Linked DNA regions of Homo sapiens: region 1 is linked to region 2. Evidence: chromatin loops called from intact Hi-C (ENCODE). Cell type or tissue: breast epithelium. All regions are shown on one strand. Links, peaks and the distances in the headings refer to the core of each region. The heading gives the core; the rest is flanking DNA.

Region 1 (8,654 bases), core at 2,113-4,612, 200 kb before region 2:
AATTCATGTTTCTTTCTTGGTGTAAGAAGCTGAAAAACTCCCGTTCCATGCTTTCCAAATACTAAAACCTATCTTCACAGAAGAACCAGCTAGTGACATAGATGACACTCAAGTTTAACAGTATTTAGAACAACCAGCTAAAGTAGAGAGATTCGGTTTTGTTCTGTTTTCCTTTGAGATATAATTCCCATACCCAAAAATTCACTCAGTTTTATAATCAATGTAATTCCCATCAAATCGACCTGAAAAATCCAAGTTATAAAAACAAGTAAATCAAGGATTCTATTCCACACAAAACAATTCATCACCTGGTTTAGTTAGCAAGCAAAGCACCATCTGATTTACCCAAGTCTTACGGAGCAGTAGCGCCTATGAATTAGGAGCAAAGATTTGTGTCCAAATCCCAGCTCTACCACTTACCAGCTGTGTGACATTAGCAAATGCACTTCTTGGTGCTCCAGTGGCGCAATCAGTTAGTGCACGGTACTTATACGGAAAATGTACTTCTCGTCTGGGTGCAGTGGCTCACTCCTATAATCCCAGCACTTTGAGAGGCCGAGACAGGAGGATCGCTTGCACCCAGGAGTTCGAGACCAACCTGGGCAACATAGCGAGACCTCGTCTCTATTTTTTAAAAAAATTTTTAATTCTAAAAAAAAAAAAGAAAGAAAAAGAAAAGAAATATACTTCTCCTAAGGGTCTATTTACTCATCCAACAAACGGGTGCTATATCTACATCTTTACCTTGCAGAGTTATTGTGAAATCACATATGATAGTGGCCTAAGGCAGAGGCTCTGATAAAACAAGGAAGGGGAGCATGAGAACAAGGCAGGGCAAAAGGAGGCGTTCTGTTAGACGGGGGTGAAGCAGGAAGGCCTGGAACACTGGGAAGTGGGGTGGTGGCTGACTCAGAGAAGATCTCTGTTTCCTGCAGTACAGAGGACAGCATCCCTGGACAGACGAGACAGAGGTGCTTCCACACATTCACTAACTCAAGCAAGGCATCGAGGGTTCAGAGATAAAAAAACAGACACGGTTCCTCCAGGAGCACGTATTTTATAGCAGGAGCAACCTTACACACGAAGAAATCATGACAAAGCCATGGATGACAGCAGTGGCACAGACATGGAGAACTGTGGGAGGAGAGTGGGGCTCCCTGATGGAGTGGGCAAAAGGGCGATCAAGGACAGCGCCTTGGAGGAAGCGACCCCTAAACCCTTCATGACAGTCGAGAAGGGGTGAGCCAGATGAAGAGGGCGGAGGGGAGCAGGGCACATTTGTGCACAGCACAGGAGTCCTCTCTGCCTGAGGAAAAACCCAAAGAAAGGAGCAGAAGGGTGGGCTCAGGGAGTTGCAGATAAAGGTCAAGGTGGGGAGAGGTTATCAGGGACTTTATCTGGCAATCACAGGATCACATGTGCTTTTTATTTTTTTACTTTATTTATTTATTTATTTATTTTGAGACATATCACTCTGTTGCCCAGGCTGGAGTGCAATGGTGTGATCTCAGCTCATGGAAACCTCTGCTTCCTGGGTTCAAGCGATTCTCCTGCCTCAGCCTCCCGAGTAGCTGGGATTACAGGTATGCGCCACGACACCTGGCTAATTATTTTTGTATTTTTAGTAGAGACGGGGTTTCACCACATTGGCCAGGCTAGTCTTGAACTCCTGACCTCAAGTGATCCGCCCACCTTGGCCTCCCAAAATGCTGGGATTACAGGCATGAGCCACTGCACCTGACCCAGATGTGCTTTTCCGATGCAACCCAGTCTGGCTGTTGTATGGAAGATGCATCAGACGAAGGGCGAAACCGGAGGCTTCTGCAGTGGTACCGGGAGGAGAGAGTGACAGACAGTCCTACTTCCCCTGTCTACCTCTCACCACCTACCTAAAACCACACTGCATTTGCTCCCACTGTGCCTTGGCCTGGAAGACCCCTCTCTATTCTCCCGGTAAACTCCTCATTTTTCAAGAAGCAACTTGGCCTCCCTCCTCCAGGGTCTTCCATGACTGCACATGAGGCTATATTTCCCATTTCTGTCTTCCACAGCACTGGAATGCCACGTGCACTGAATCACTGTGTTATGTTGAAATTGTATGCTCAACTGTCTGTCACCTGCTAGACTGAGAGCTCAACTGTCTGTCACCTCTCTCTAGCAGGTGCCACTGTCACTGAAGGCTCTAGCACTCTCTCTAGCAGTGCCACTGTCACTGAGGGCAGAGACAGTGACTTCTTTGAGTCTCCAGTCTGTGCACATTTGCCTGACCCAGAGTATGCACCGAACAAACGCTCATTTAACTAAACCAAACATTCTTATTCTCCTAACAAAAACATTTCCAGGCTGGGAGCGGTGGCTCATGCCTGTAATCCCAACACTTTGGGAGGCCAAGGCGGGCAGATTGCCTGAAGTCAGGAGTTCGAGACCAGCCTGGCCAACATGGCAAAACCCCGTCTCTACAAAAAATACAAAAATTTGCCGGGTGTGGTGGCGTACGCCTGTAATCCCAGCTACCCAGGAGGCTAAGGCAGGAGAATCACTGGAACCCTGGAGGCAGAGGCTACAGTGAGCCGAGATCACACCACTGCATTCCAGCCTGGGCGACAGAGAAAGACTCCGTTTCAAAAAAATAGAAAATAAAAACACTTCCAGCTGGGCACACTGGCTCACACCTGTAATCCCAGCACTTTGGGAGGCTGAGGCAGGCGGATCAGTTGAGGTCAGGAGTTTGAGACCAGCATGGCCAATCCCATCTCTACTAAAATACAAAAATTACCAGGACGTAGTGGCACATGCCTGTAATCGCAGCTGCCTGGGAGGCTGAGGGACGAGAATCACTTGAACTCAGGAGGCAGAGGTTGCAGTGAGCCAAGACCATGCCACTGCACTCCAGCCTGGGCAACACAGCAAGACTCTGCCTTAAAAAATAAAAAATAACACTTTCACCATCTCCCTATTGCCTGCCTTAAAAAATAAAAAATAAAAAATAACACTTTCACCATCTCCCTATTGCCTATTGAATAAAGTTCACATCTTCACCCACCACCTCCACAATCTGACTTTATCTCCCTCAAATCCCCTCACAAATATGCTACACTCCAGTGGTTTGTTCCTCAAACTGCTTCCCCCTGTACACATCCAGAAATACACCACAGTATCCTCGTATTTTCCTCAAAGCCTTGTTCTCATTGTTCTCTTCACCAGTTGCCAATTGTCCAAACGCAATCCGTCCTCTTTATGATTTTAAAACTGTATTTAAGTAAATATTTAAACTGAAGCCCACATTTCATAAAACCCAGAGCAGTCTGAACCCTACCAGCAAGTGCTTCCTCCTTCCCCACAGCAACCCCTGGTAGTCCAACCACCTCCTCCCTCCCCAGCCTAATTAACCACAGAAGCAGGCCTGTCTACCCTGGAAATCGCACATAATGAGGCAGGATGGGGGATGCCATCTGGGAGAATGCCAAGACTGCCTAAGGGTGGTGAGGTTTTGTCCTTGTTTACTTGTTTGAAATAATAAGCAGAAAGGCAAATAAAGTACTAACTGGACTTAATTTACAACTCTTCCTCCCTGGGAACTTCAAAGGCGATCTGGCGTGTGGATGGCGGTGTGATCTGGTCCACATTGGACATGCTCAAATGAAAGCTGCATCATCCTGCCCCAGAAACACCCAAGAGGCCCAGGACACGGCCAGAGCATGTCACCACTGACCGTATGTAGCTCAGCCGGTATGTTACAACTGCGATAGTGCCTTTTTATTTCAAAAAGGATCTTCTCCACCCACGTACTTCGAAGAAAACCTGTTCCAGAGAATTTCTGTTGCATGATGTCACCTACATTGCACATTCTATTTTTAGGCTAGAAATGACTACATCTGAGGTTTTCAGGGAAAACCGCTGGGGAGGAAGCTACATAAATAAATGTATATTTATTGAGGTTTTAAAATGCTAAGTGGATAAAGCACTGCTCTTTTACAGATATTTTTAAAAGGAAGTTTAGAGAAAGCTAAATGCTTAGGGAATATTTTGGAGACCCTGTCCTGATTGGTCTTGATCTGTAAATACCTTTGCCTTTGTGGCTTCACATTACATTTTTTTGTCAAATATCTCATAAAAGCAATTTTAAGCAAGTACTTGTTCCTGCTTAATGCTTCCCAGTCTTTGTGTCTGAAGGTAAAAAGTAAACAGCTCTTGGCCAGGTATAGTGGTTTCACGCCTGTAATCCCACCAGTTTGGGAGGTCGAGGCAGGCAGATCACCTGAGGTCAGGAGTTTGAGAACAGCCTGGTCAACATGGTGAAACCCCATCTCTACTAAAAATACAAAAATTAGCTGGGCGTAGTGGTGGGTGCCTGTAATCCCAGCTACTCGGGAGGTTGAGGCAGGAGAATTGCTTGAATCCAGCAGGTGGAGGTTGCAGTGAGCTGAGATTGCGCCACTACCCTCCAGCCTGGGTGACAGAGCAAGACTCTGTCAAAAAAAAAAAAAAAAAAAAGCGTAAACAGCTCCTTTACAACCTGCTGACAAAGGATGCAAGGACAGCGGGCACAGCAAACATAACTCAGGCTACACACTACAAAGCCCTTCAGGAACATGTGACTAAATCATAACCTCAAAGAGTGCAATACGGTGAGGAGAATACTTCCAGGTAGAATTTCTTTTTTTTTTCTTTTTCAGAAATAGGGTCTTGCTGTGTTGCCCCACCTGATCTTGAGCTCCTGGCCTCAAATGAACCTCCAGCCTCAGCCTCCCAAAGTACTGGGATTACAGGTGTGAGTCACCGTGCCTGGACAAGAATTTCTAAAATCAATCCCAATTGTCTGTTACCAGAAACTCACAAGACTAACATGAGAAAGGGAGTGCATGTACGGCAGGGGTTGGGAGAAGGGTGTAGGGGAGAAGGGAGTGTGGGGAGGACACAGGAAGGGGTTAGGGCCTGGGCTATGGGGAGGGGAGAACCAAAAATGAAAAATTAGTAGCATTAGAAAGGTGCACTTAAAATAACTAAAGTGATGATTCTGTCAAAGAATGGATAATGGACCACAAGTGATAATTACCCTCATTCTTTAAAACAGTTTCTCTTCAGGCCACCTGACCATCCAGACCCCTGGATTTATGTAAGGGTTTATGTTCAAGTAACCTCCCCTCTTAATCAGAGAATAGCACCAACTATGATGTCATCAATTAAACATTTACAAACTATGGACAAGGGAATACAATTACATTTAATGCAAATTTAAATTTTTAAAAAAATGTCTGCTTAGACTCCTTGTGGCCACAGAGAAACCCCCACCCACCACCACCACACACACACAACAGGCCAGGAGCCTCTCAGTGTTGCCAAATGTCCCTTTTCTCTCCCTAGCCCTAAACATCTGACCCTACCCAAAGACCTGAAAACTCCAAGCTGGGCATCCCTTCGACTACGATTATGGTCAGGATGAGATTTTTGACTGGGGTGCTCTGAACACTCTGAGACACTCGGATCCACAAGTCTCATCTCAGGATAGACAGGCTGTGGCTGCCGGATCCTGGAAAATCAGCACCATGGATGAGACATGGTACAAAGAAAACTCTGGGATAACCGTGTCTCCTTCAGGCTCTTTGATCTGTCCCATCACCTCCACATGGACTCCCAACCTACATTCCACACAGACAGAGAGCGGGGAGGTACGGCTGCACTGCCTCGGGAGCTGAACGCCCCCTGGCTGTGAGCAGGGTGAGGCCCCTTAAGAGGGGCAGGCAGGGCCTGAGAGGAGGCAAGCTGGGCTCGTGGGGGCAGCTCTCCCTCAGCAATGTCAGCAGCTGTGTTCTTGTTGGATCCCAAAGCCTTCCACCTCCTGCATTCTTCTTGGCAGTTTTGGCTTCCTCGTTAAAACTATTTTGTACTTTGGAGTTTAAATGGCATATCCTGGTTGAGCAACAGTTCCGCTCAGGGGTGTAAGTTACTGTCTTTAAGATTCTAAAAAATTGAGATTAGCCGTGGTGGCTTACACCTGTAATCCCAGCACTTTGGGAGGCTGAGGCAAGCGGATCACCTAAGGTCAGAGTTCGAGACCAGCCTGACCAACATGGTGAAACCCCGTCTCTATTAAAAATACAAAATTAGCCGGGCGTGGTGGCGGGCGCCTGTAATCCCAGCTACTCAGGAGGCTGACGCATGGGAATCGCTTGAACCTGGGAGGTGGAGGTTAAGATGAGCCAAGATCACACCATTGCAATCCAGCCTGGGCATCAAGAGCAAAACTCTGTCTCAAAAAAAAAAAAGAAAAAAAAAGAAAAAAAAAAGATTCTATAGAATTACAGAAAATTATGTACCCTGTTATACATTTTCCATGTAAACTGTTGAACTTGTGTCACTTGGGACCAGGCCCTTGTATCTATACACCCAGCACAGTGCCACTCCACTGCCTGACACCTTTTGCCCCACTCTGTCCTCCAAGCTGCTGCCTGATTAATCTTCCAAAGACACTACAGTCATCATGCTTTGTCCTCAGCTTAAAAACCTGTATCCCCCCACCTGAAAGCAGAGTATAAAATAAACCTTACCATCTGAGCCTTGCATACAAGACCACTATGGGCTGAATGTGTCCCTCCGAAATATGTACGTTGAAATCTTAATGCTTTAGGTGATGGTATTAGGAAGTGGGGCCTTTTTAAAAGGGGCAATGATTAGGTCATTGTTTGGAGTGCAATTTATGGGTATAGTGTAAATATGTTATCACAGTTAGTTTGTAAGTGCAGATGTCTGCCAGAATGCCCAAATCTGTTTAGACCAACTGCATTGGGATATTCCAATTTGAGACGACATCACATGCTAGGGCGCACCAACCTTCAAGATAACCAGACACAGGTGGATCCCCAAACAGGGACTATAAAAAGAGAAGCCCTCAGGCAGCTCGACCTGCTCTGCTGAGACACAGACTCGTGAGGATGAGATGCTGCCACTCAGAAAGGGACCCGGAGTCAGGCTTGCCATCTCCTTGACTGAATGCTTCAGCCTCAACATTCCAGCCTTGATACCAGGGGAAGCTATTCCCAGATGCCTGAGGACTTCTGTGACCAATCCTGTGCCTATTCATGTAAGATCCCCGACTTGTTCCTAACAGGGTGAAAAACAAGAGTTGTGTGTAGCGTGAATGGGGATAAAATACCAATATCTGTTAAGAACTGTTTGCGTGCCAACAAACTGTGTGATTCAAGCATTAAGTTACGGTGTCTTTCATCCTTCACTGCTTAATCCACTGCGCACGACAGTCATAATGGTGAGCCCTCGTGAATAGGATGGATGGCCTTATAAAACGCGGCCCGGAAAGATCCCTCGCTCCTCATGTCATGCTAGAATACAGTTAAGAAGATGCTTCTAGAAACCAGAAAGCAGGGCCTCACCAGACACTGAATCTGCCGGCATCTTGATCTTGGACTTCTCAGCCTTCAGAACTCTGAGAAATAAATTGCTCTTGTTTATAAGCCACCCGCTTTACAGTATTTTGTTCCAGACTAAGACACAGACTGAAAAAGCTTCATTGCCTATCCAACCTAACTGCCAACTCTTGTCACTTCCCAAACCTTTGACTCCAGTGTGCTCCAGAGCCCCAAGCCACCACTCAGTCACTTCCAATTGTCTCTCCATGCTCGCCCAACACCCTTCCAGCCTGGAAATCCTTCACACCTCTTAACAACTTTTTAACACCATATTCTTCCAGGAAGTCTTCATTTCCTCAAGATCACAGTACAACCTCAACCCTCTGATCTCCCATAATATTTGATGACTATACCAGCTGTCACCTAACTTCGATCATTTTAGAATGACCTTTAGTTTCATGTTCATAAGGCTTGCTCTCTAACTAAATTATAATTTCTTAGAAACGGGGTCCATATTTTACAATTATTTTTATTTCTTTAAGCCAGGTGCATCTATTAGGTACACCAGTATTTGCAGATGGGAAAATAAGCAGGAGGGAAAGAGCTGAGATGGGAGAAAGGCAACATGAGATATGAGAAAAGGAGAAGCAAAGGTAGATAGAGTGAGAAGATTAATGAGGGGCAGAGGTCGGAATTATTTGGTTATTTTGCTATTGCCAATTGATACATTATTCCAAATTCTCGGTGTATCATTGAATGCATGCCTTTAATCAGTTTCCTATTTTTAGACAGAAATTTTTTCCTACTCATGCTGAATTCTTTTTTTTTTTTTATACAGAGTCTCACTCTTCCCCCAGGCTAGAGTGCAGTGCACAATCTTGGTTCACTGCAACCTCTGCCTCCCAGGTTCAAGCGATTCTCCTGCCTCAGCTTCCAGAGTAGCTGGAATTACAGGCGCCCACCACCGTGCCCAGATAATTTTTGTATTTTTAGTAGAGATGGGGTTTCACCACGTTGGCCAGGCTGGTCTCAAACTCCTGACCTCAGGTGATCTGCCCACCTCGGCCTCCCAAAGCGCCGGGATTATAGGCGTCAGCCACCATGCCCAGCCTCATGCTGAATTCTTCATATATACACAGATGAAAAAACTTCCAAACAAGGTTAAACATTCAGACATAAACAGAGGTATTATTTAATTTGCAATTTAAATAAAACACCACATGTAAAATTCCTTTCTAATAAGTCACACTATGTCTAAATTGTTGTGTTACCATGAAATTTTTTTTCCTA
Region 2 (8,654 bases), core at 2,275-4,774:
ACCATTGCACTCCAGCCTGGGTGACAAGAGCGAAACTCCATTTAAAAACAAAACAAAACATTAAAAAAACGAAGGAGAGAATGCCGTTTGGGAATTACTCAAGGCAGCTCTTTCCCTTTTTTTTTTTTTTTTTTTTTTGAGACCAGTTCTTGCTCTGTCACCCATCCAGGCTGGAGTGCAGTGGTGTAACCATGGCTCACTGCTGCCTCAACCTCCCCAGGCTCAACTGATCCTCCCATCTCAACCTCCCAAGTAGCTAGGACTACAGGCATGCACTGCCACACCCGACTAATTTTTGTATTTTTTGTATAGATGGGTTTTGTCATGCTGCCCAGGCTGGTCTTTAATTCCTGGGCTCAAGTGATCTTCCCACCTCAACCTCCCAAAGTGCTGGGATAACAGGCATGAGCGACTGCTCCCAGCACCCTTCCCATCCTTGATCTCTCCATGCGGATGCTCAATGCGCTTTGAGGGAAGCCTCAATGTGCTCTGCAAACCCTTAAGTCTGTGAGTGCGTGTGTGGCTATGGAGTAGGGGTTGCAGGCGAGTTTGCACGCCTCGGCAGGAAGGGGCTGGCACTTACCTGCTTATTCTCCCTGGGCTCAGATGCTCAGGTGAGGGAGAAAACCCAGGCGGGCTGCTGTGGGGTTTGTACCTAATACTAAGGGGTCTACCCCAGGTGCACACTCACAAAATCTCATTCAGAGTTCAAAGAGGTAACAAAAGGAACGTGTGTGTGTACCGCATGCGCGCCCACAGTGTGAGTTTGGCACACATGAAGACATATGCCCATATGTTTACCCTCTCAAATTTTCCAGTGCAAATTAGGAGGCTGGTTCTAATAACATGGCAATAAAACATCAAGCGTCTGTGCTACAGTCTCTCACCAGGCATGGGAAAATGGTTTATCTTGGATCCCGGGGCAGCCACTAATGTAATGAGAAACTAATAGATGGAGGAACCATCCAGACACAGTTTCAAGGCCACAGAATTTTTCTTCTTATCCACAACAAAGTCTCAGGAATGCAAGACCACAGGCACAGGCTGGAAAACTGCACAGAAGTGGAGTTCTCCTGATGGGAGAGATTCACACGGCAGCCTCGGTTCACAGAGGTTTCATATGGAATTTCTCTGTGGAGGGTTGTACAGGAAGCAGCTGAGTGGAACTCTTAAAATGAGAGCACGTTACAGAAAGACTCCAAAACTATGACTCTCATCTCACCTGAAGACAACCGCTCCTTTTTCATGCATTTGACAAGACCATTTTCATATCAGTCAGGCATTTAACTTTCATGTTCATATAAAAATTCAGTACTTTTACCAATAACAAGAAGTTTTGGTTCTGGGGTTGTTTTTTGTTTTTGGTATAGTTGGGGGTTTTGCTGTGTTGTCCAGACTGGTCTCAAACTCTTGACTTCACACGATCCTCTAACCTTGGCCTCCCAAAGTGCTGTGATTATAGGCAGGAGCCACCACATCTATCCTAACAAGAAGTGTTTTTGTGGCGTTTTTTTTCTGTTTGTTTTTTAAGACAGAATCTTGCTCTGTTGCCCACTGTGGAGTGCAGTGGCGCTATCATAGCTCACTCCAACCTCGATCTCCTGGGCTCAAGCGATCCTCCCACCCTCAGCCTCCAAGTAGCTGGGACCACAGGCACGCACCGTCACGCCCAGCTAATTTTTCTTATTTTTAGCAGAGACAAGGTCTTGCTTTGTTGCCCAGGCTGGTCTTGAACTCCTGAGCTCAAGCAGCCCTCCGGCGTTGGCCTCCCAAAGTGTTGCGATTACAGGCATGAGTCATGGTGCCCCATCTAACAAGATGTTTTAAAAGAGCTTTTTCAAAAATATAGAAATTCAGGCAAATTGTTACCCCCCACCCCCGCAAATTAATGAAAAGGAGGCACTCTTTCCTCAAAAATCAAACTGTTTTGAGGCTGGGTGCGGTGGCTCATGCCTGTAATCCCAGCACTTTGGTGGATCACCTGAGGCCAGGAGTTTGAGACCAGCCTGGCCAGCATGGTGAAACCCCATCCGTATTAAAAATACAAAAATTAGCCAGGCATGGTGGTGTGTGCCTGTAATCCCAGCTACTCGGGTGGCTGAGGCAAGAGAATCGCTTGAACCTGGGAGGCAGATTGCAGTGAGCTGAGATCGCACCACTGCACTCCAACCTGGGTGACAAAGTGAGACTCCATCTCAAAAAAAAAGAAAAAAGAAAAAAGAAAATAAATCAAACTGTTTTGAGAAAAGTAGTTTTATTATTTTACTAAAAAATTTGTTTTGAATAATTTGGTACATTGTCACAAGAATTCATTGGCTGTGTTGTGAACAAAATGGCTTAAGAAACACAGCTATGTTTCATGTTGATAGGATGTCACAAGCCACATGTATGATATGTCTGACCTAATGGTACTCTTCTCTGTGCTCCCGTGTCACATGACCTGCCTGTGACAATGCCACTTACATCGTCATTAGAGTTCCTGTGCCTAGCTACATGCCCCACCTCCAGCTTCCACCTCACTGAAAAGGTCTTGAAGGAGAAGACCAGGCTTCCTCCTCCTTGATTCCCCTAGAACCTGGGCCAGTGCCTTGAAGAGCTGTTCCATGAATGTCTGGGGAGGGTGTGGGAAATATGGTTGGACATGGGTAGGTTGGTGCCAGGTTACATGGGGATTTAGAACCTGGACTTGACCCATCCTGGGCCAGAAGGAGCCACTTAAGGTTTTTGAGCAGAGGGTGATGTGGTGGGTGTGGTGGCTCATGCCTGTAATCCCAGCACTTTGGGAGGCTGAGGTGGGTGGATCACGAGGTCAGGAGTTCAAGACCAGCCTGGCCAATATGGTGAAACCCCATCTCCACTAAAAGATACAAAAATGAGCCGGGCGTGGTGGCACAAGCCTGTAGTCCCAGGCTGAGGCAGGAGAATCCCTTAAACCTAGGAGGCGGAGGTTGCAGTGAGCCGAGATCGCACCACTGCACTCCAGCCTGGGTGACAGAGTGAGACTTGGTCTCAAAAAAAAGGAAAAGAAAAGAAAACAAATTGTGTTGAAGTCCAGAAATGGGGCACTGGAGCGGGAGCCCAGAGCAGAAGCTATTGCCAGAGGTCACAAGGACAGAGACTAGAGGCAAATCTAAAGGATTTTCAAGGAAAAGCAGAACTTGGTGTCCCTTTCCAGGGGAAGAAGGATATGGAAGGGTCAAAGTTGGCTCTAGAGGTTGGAGGGCTGAAAGAGGTGCCCTCCTAACAGATACTAGGGTGAGGATTTGGGGCAGGACAGAAGGTGGGGGAGACAAGTTCACCGTTGGTCATGTTCAGTCTGAATAGATCCCCCAGGGTGCAATGTCCAGGCAGTAATTATAACTCAGAAGAGGAGTCAGGGCTGAAGATTCAAATCAGCAAGTCACCCTGGCTTGCAGTGACTTCTCTGAAAAGAGAAAATGCTTCACCAGAAGAACAGGGGAGAGCTCTTAGGTATGTCCCCAAAATCTGCTTGCTAGGATGGGATGAGTCACCCGGAAGGACCTGCCCAGGTGCTAAGGAAACTGGAAAGGGCTAGGTCAGGTGAGCCTGAGGGAACAGTTTCCTGAACGGGGGTGGAAGAGGAGGTCCACGGTGACAACTTTGGAAGGAAGGAAAAGGAGAAGGACCACGGAAAGACAAGGCGGTGTTTTTAAGGAAGTCATTCATGCATGGATGGTAGACAAGACGGCAGCAGAGCAGCTGGGGCAGATGCCAAACCACAGAGCACAGACAAAGAAGAAAGAAAATGTGAAAGAGCAGGAAGCAGTGGCTGCAGGTGACACTTCTGAGGAGGCCGTTTGGAAGCTACAGGAAGCAGTGGCTGGAGGTGACACTTCTGAGGAGGCCGTTTGGAAGCTACAGGAAGCAGTGGCTGGAGGTGACACTTCTGAGGAGGCCGTTTGGAAGCTACAGGAAGCAGTGGCTGGAGGTGACACTTCTGAGGAGGCTGTTTGGAAGCTACAGGAAGCAGTGGCTGGAGATGACACTTCTGAGGAGGTGGTTTGGAAGCTACAGGAAGCAGTGGGATAAAGGAGGGGGTGATCTTCATCCTGAGCATGCTTGCCAAACACACTCATGCCCATTGCACACGCTGAGATGTGCACCCAGCTCTCTTCTCCAGAGAGGTCCACATGGCACACATGTGAATGGCCCAAACTTCTGGACGTGTGGTCCTCTGTGCCCAAAGCCTCCGGGGTACCTAGGGAAACACGCTGGCTGCCTTATGAGCACGTGAAAGAAGCCCAGGTGCCAGACCTGAGCACTGAGCAGTTCTTGGCACTCATGCTGCTCATGGGGATTGTGTACAGAGAGCAGACTGGGCTGGAGGACCAGCAGGTGCACACAGAGGCCACCTCAAAGGGACATGGCAGCAGTACTGTGGGTCCCTTGCTCTCCCTATGAGTGAATGCAGCTTTGGGCAGCGTGACTGAGTCCACCCAAATCTAAGCACATCTGGTGAGATTGCTGGGGAGCCAGTCACGGAACACAGACTCTGACGTCTCCTGAGTCGGCAGAGATTCAGGCTCAGAAGCTCCATCCTCAGCACCCCCTTCACACTCTGGAGGAAGCTGGAGGAATCTTCTCCTACTGCTATCTTCACGTGGCATGGATACTGTAGAGGAGTAGGAATGGGGGTCCATGAAGGAATCTATTCTATCGCCAGAGCTTTGGAAGCCTTCAAATGGCCTACGAGCCTAGAGGCATCTGGAATCAAAGCAGTAATGACACCTTCCTGCCTTGGTGATTCTATTTAATGAAGAATAACTATAAAGAGAGCAAGATGGCCAAACAGAACCCTCCAGCTATCATCCCACCCTGTCCCCTCCAACCTCACCCCTCAAGAACACCAAATTGAACTATTATCCACAGAAGACAGCACCTTCAAAAGAACCAGAAAATAAGGTGAGCAATCACAGTACCTGGTTTTAACATCATATCAAGGAAGAGGCACTGAAGAGGGTGGGAAAGACAGCCTTGAATTGCTCACACTACCCTTCGCCCTTCCCCTAGGAGCGCAGCATGATGCAGAGAATCTGTGTCTTTGGAAGAGGGAGAGGGAAGTCATTATGGAGCTTTGCATTGCAACTCAGTGCTGCCCTGATACAGTGGAAAGCAACACAGGGCAGAATTAGGCTGGTGCCCATGGAGGGAGCATTTAGACCAGTCCTAGCTGGAGGAGAAGGGTTCGTCTTGGTAGTCAGAACCGGAGTTCTAGCAAGCCCTGCCACTGCAGGCTCAAGTGCTCTGGGGTACTAAATAAACTTGAAAGACAGTTTAGGCCACAAGGACCACAATTCCTGGGCAAGTCGCAGTACTGGGCCGACCTTGGAGCCAGTAGGCTTGGTGTGCATGCAACCCAGTGAAACACTAGCTGACATGGCCAAGGCCTGTCCCCCAACCCCAGGCAGCACAGCTCGCAATTCCAAGAGGAGAGGAAAGAGTAAAGAGGACTTAAAGAGGACTTTATCTTGCAACTTGAACACCAGCTTAGCCACAGTAAAATAAAGCACTAAAGTCCTGAAGCCCCCATTCGAGGCCATAGCTCCTGGGTGACATTTCTAGACCCACCCTGGGCCAGAAGGGAACCCACTGCCCTGAAGCAAAAGACAGTCCCAGAAGAATTCACCACCAGCCAACTAAAAAGCTCTTGGGCATTGAATAAATATCAGGTCACCACAGGCCTTGGGTGAGACCCAGTATTGTGCTGGCTTCAGGTGTGACCCAACACACTCTCAGCAGTGATGGCGATGTAAGTGCTTGTGCCACCCATCCCCCAAATCTAGACAGCTCAGCATGGAGAAAGTGATTCCATTTGTTTGGTGGAAAGTAAGAGAAGGGTACGAGAGACTCTGCCTGGTAATCCAGGGAATTCTCTTGGATCTTATCCAAGATCACCAAGGCAGTACCTCTACGGGTCTGCAAAAGTTACACCGTTACTGGGCTTGGGTTGCCTTGTAATGCACATATGACTGCAATGACCAAAGACTTAGATCACAACACTCAATTCCCTTTGAATATTTGGAAAGTTTTCTCAAGAAGCACGGGTACAAGGAAGTCCAAATTGTGAAGATTAGAATAAATACCTAAATCTTTAATATCTAGACATCAACAAACATCCACAAGTATCAGGACCATCCAGAAAAACATGACCTCACCAAATAACTAAATAAGACACCAGTGACCAATTCCAGAATGATAGAGATCTATGGCCTTTCAGACAGAGGATTCAAAATAGCTGTTTTGAGGAAACAGCAAAATCCAAGATAACACAGAGAAGGAATTCAGAATCCTATCAGATGAATTTAACAAAGAGATTGAAATAATTACAAAGAATCAAGCAGGAATTCTGGAGCTAAAATAAAAATTCAATGGACAAACTGAAGAATGCATCAGGCTCTCAACAGCAGAACTGATCAAGCAGAAGAAAGAATTAGTGAGCTTGAAAACGGACTATTTGAAAATACACAGAGGAGTCAAAAGAAAAAAGAATAAAAAATAATGGAGCACATCTACAGGATCTAGAAAATAGCCTCAAATGGGCAAATCAAAGACTTATTGGCCTTAAAGAGGAGGTAGAAGAGATAGAGAGACTGGGGTGGAAAGTTTACTTAGCAGGGTGTGGTGGCTCATGCCTGTAATCCCAGCACTTTGAGAGGACGAGGTGGGTAGATCACCTGAGGTTAGGAGTTCAAGACCAGTCTGATCAACATGGTGAAACCTCATCTCTACAAAAATACAAAAATTAGCCAGGCAAGATGGCGTGTGCCTGTAATCCCAGATACTCAGGAGGCTGAGGTGGGAGAATGACTTGAACCCGGGAGGTGGAGGTTGCAGTGAGCCAAGATGGCGCCATTGCACTCCAGCCTGGGTGACAGAGTGAGACTCAGTCTCAAAAAAAAAAAAAAAAAAAAAAAAAAAAGAAAAAAAAAGAAAGTGGGGCTAGGTGCGGTGGCTCACGCCTGTAATCCCAGCACTTTGGGAGGCTGAGGCGGGAGGATCGCCTGAGGTCAGAAGTTGGAGCCAGCCTGACCAACATGGAGAAACCCCGTCTCTACTAAAAACACAAAATTAGCCAGGCGTGGTGGCTCATGCCTGTAATCTCAGCTACTCGGGAGGCTGAGGCAGGAGAATCACTTGAACCCAGAAGGCAGAGGTCACAGTGAGCCGAGATTGCACCATTGCACTCCAGCCTCGGCAACAAGAGCAAAACTCTGTCTCAAAAAAAAAAAAAAAAAGAAAGAAAGAAAGTTTATTCAAAGAGATAATAACAGAGAACTTTCCAAACATGGAGAAAAATATCAATATTCAAGTACCAGATTACAGAACACCAAGAAGATTTAACCCAAAAAAGATGACCTCAAGACACTTAATAATCAAACTCCTAAAGGTCAAAGATAAAACAAAGTTCCTAAAAACAGCAAAAACAAACAAAAAAACAAAACAAAAAAGAACTCTAAGGGAGCTCTAACATGTCTGGCAGCAGTTTTCTTGGTGGAAACCTTACGAGCCAGGAGAGAGTGGCATGACACATTTAAAGTATTGAAGGAGAAAACTTTTATCCTAGCATATTATATCCAGTGAAAATATCTTTCTTTTCTTTTCTTTTTTTTGAGACAGGTTCTCACTCCATTGCCCAGACTGGAGTGCAGTGGCACGATCTCAGCTCACTGCAACTTCCACCTCCCAGGCTCAAGTGATTCTCCTGCCTCAGCCTCCCGAGTAGCTGTGATTACAGGTGTGCGCCATTACCACCCGGCTAATTTTTGTATTTTTAGTAGAGACAGGGTTTCACCATGTTGGCCAGGCTGGTCTTGAACTCCTGACCTCAAACGATCCACCTGCCTTGGCGTCCCAAAGTGCTGGGATTACAGGTGTGAGCCACAGTGCCCTGCCAAAACAATCTTTCAAACGTGAAGGAGAAATAAAGACATTGCCAAACAAAAGCAGAGAGATTTCGTCAACGCCACATCTGTCCTGCAAAACATGCTAAGGTGAGTTCTTCAATCTAAAGCGGGTGTTAATAAGCAGTAAGAAATCATCTGAAGGCATAAAACTCACTGGTAACAGTGAGTACACAGAAAAATACAGAATATTATAACATAATTATAACGTAATTGTGGTATGTAAACTACTCATATCTTGAAAAGGAAGACTAAAATATGAACCTATCAAAAATAACAACTACAACAACTTTTTAAGACATAGAAAGTATAATAAGATATAAATAGAAACAACAAAAAGTTGACTGGGCATGGTGGTTCACGCCTGTAATCCTAGCACTTTGGGAGGCCAAGGCAGGTGGATCACTTGAGGTCAGGAGTTTGAGACCAGCCTGGCCAACATGGTGAAACCCCATCTCTACTAAAAAAATACAAAAATTAGTGGGGTGTGGTGGCATGAGCCTGTAATCCCAGCTACTCGGGAGGCACAAGAATCGCTTGAACCCAGGAGGCAGAAGTTGCAGCCAGCCCAGATCACGCCACTGCACTCCAGCCTGGGTGACAGAGCAAGACTCAGTCTCTAAATAAATAAATAAGAAACAACAAAAAATTTAAAAGTTGGGGAAGTAAAGTGTAGAGTTTTTATTACTTTTCTCTTTGCTTGCTTGTTTTTGTGATCAGAGTTAAGTTGTC

The links. Peaks named below come from ENCODE experiments on the same cell type or tissue, not always from the same donor. Only the 100,000 strongest peaks of a DNase experiment are listed, where the experiment ranks them.
Region 1: a loop joins it to region 2, with 3 times the contacts of the local background. A loop is called at or near these places in 1 of 110 quality-filtered maps.

Annotation. Positions count from the first base shown.
Region 1 is chr6:155,149,462-155,158,115 of GRCh38, reverse strand. All of the region lies in intron 7 of TIAM2 (TIAM Rac1 associated GEF 2), which reads right to left. Among named protein-coding and RNA genes, the nearest start is that of CLDN20, 110 kb to the left of the region's middle. In breast epithelium, for the core only: no CTCF peak of the experiment used is centred there; a DNase peak (open chromatin) is centred at 3,565; H3K4me3 peaks cover 227 bases; H3K27ac peaks cover 369 bases.
Region 2 is chr6:154,946,876-154,955,529 of GRCh38, reverse strand. No RefSeq gene overlaps it. Among named protein-coding and RNA genes, the nearest start is that of TIAM2, 44 kb to the left of the region's middle. RefSeq lists an enhancer at 3,670-4,170. In breast epithelium, for the core only: no CTCF peak of the experiment used is centred there; a DNase peak (open chromatin) is centred at 3,726.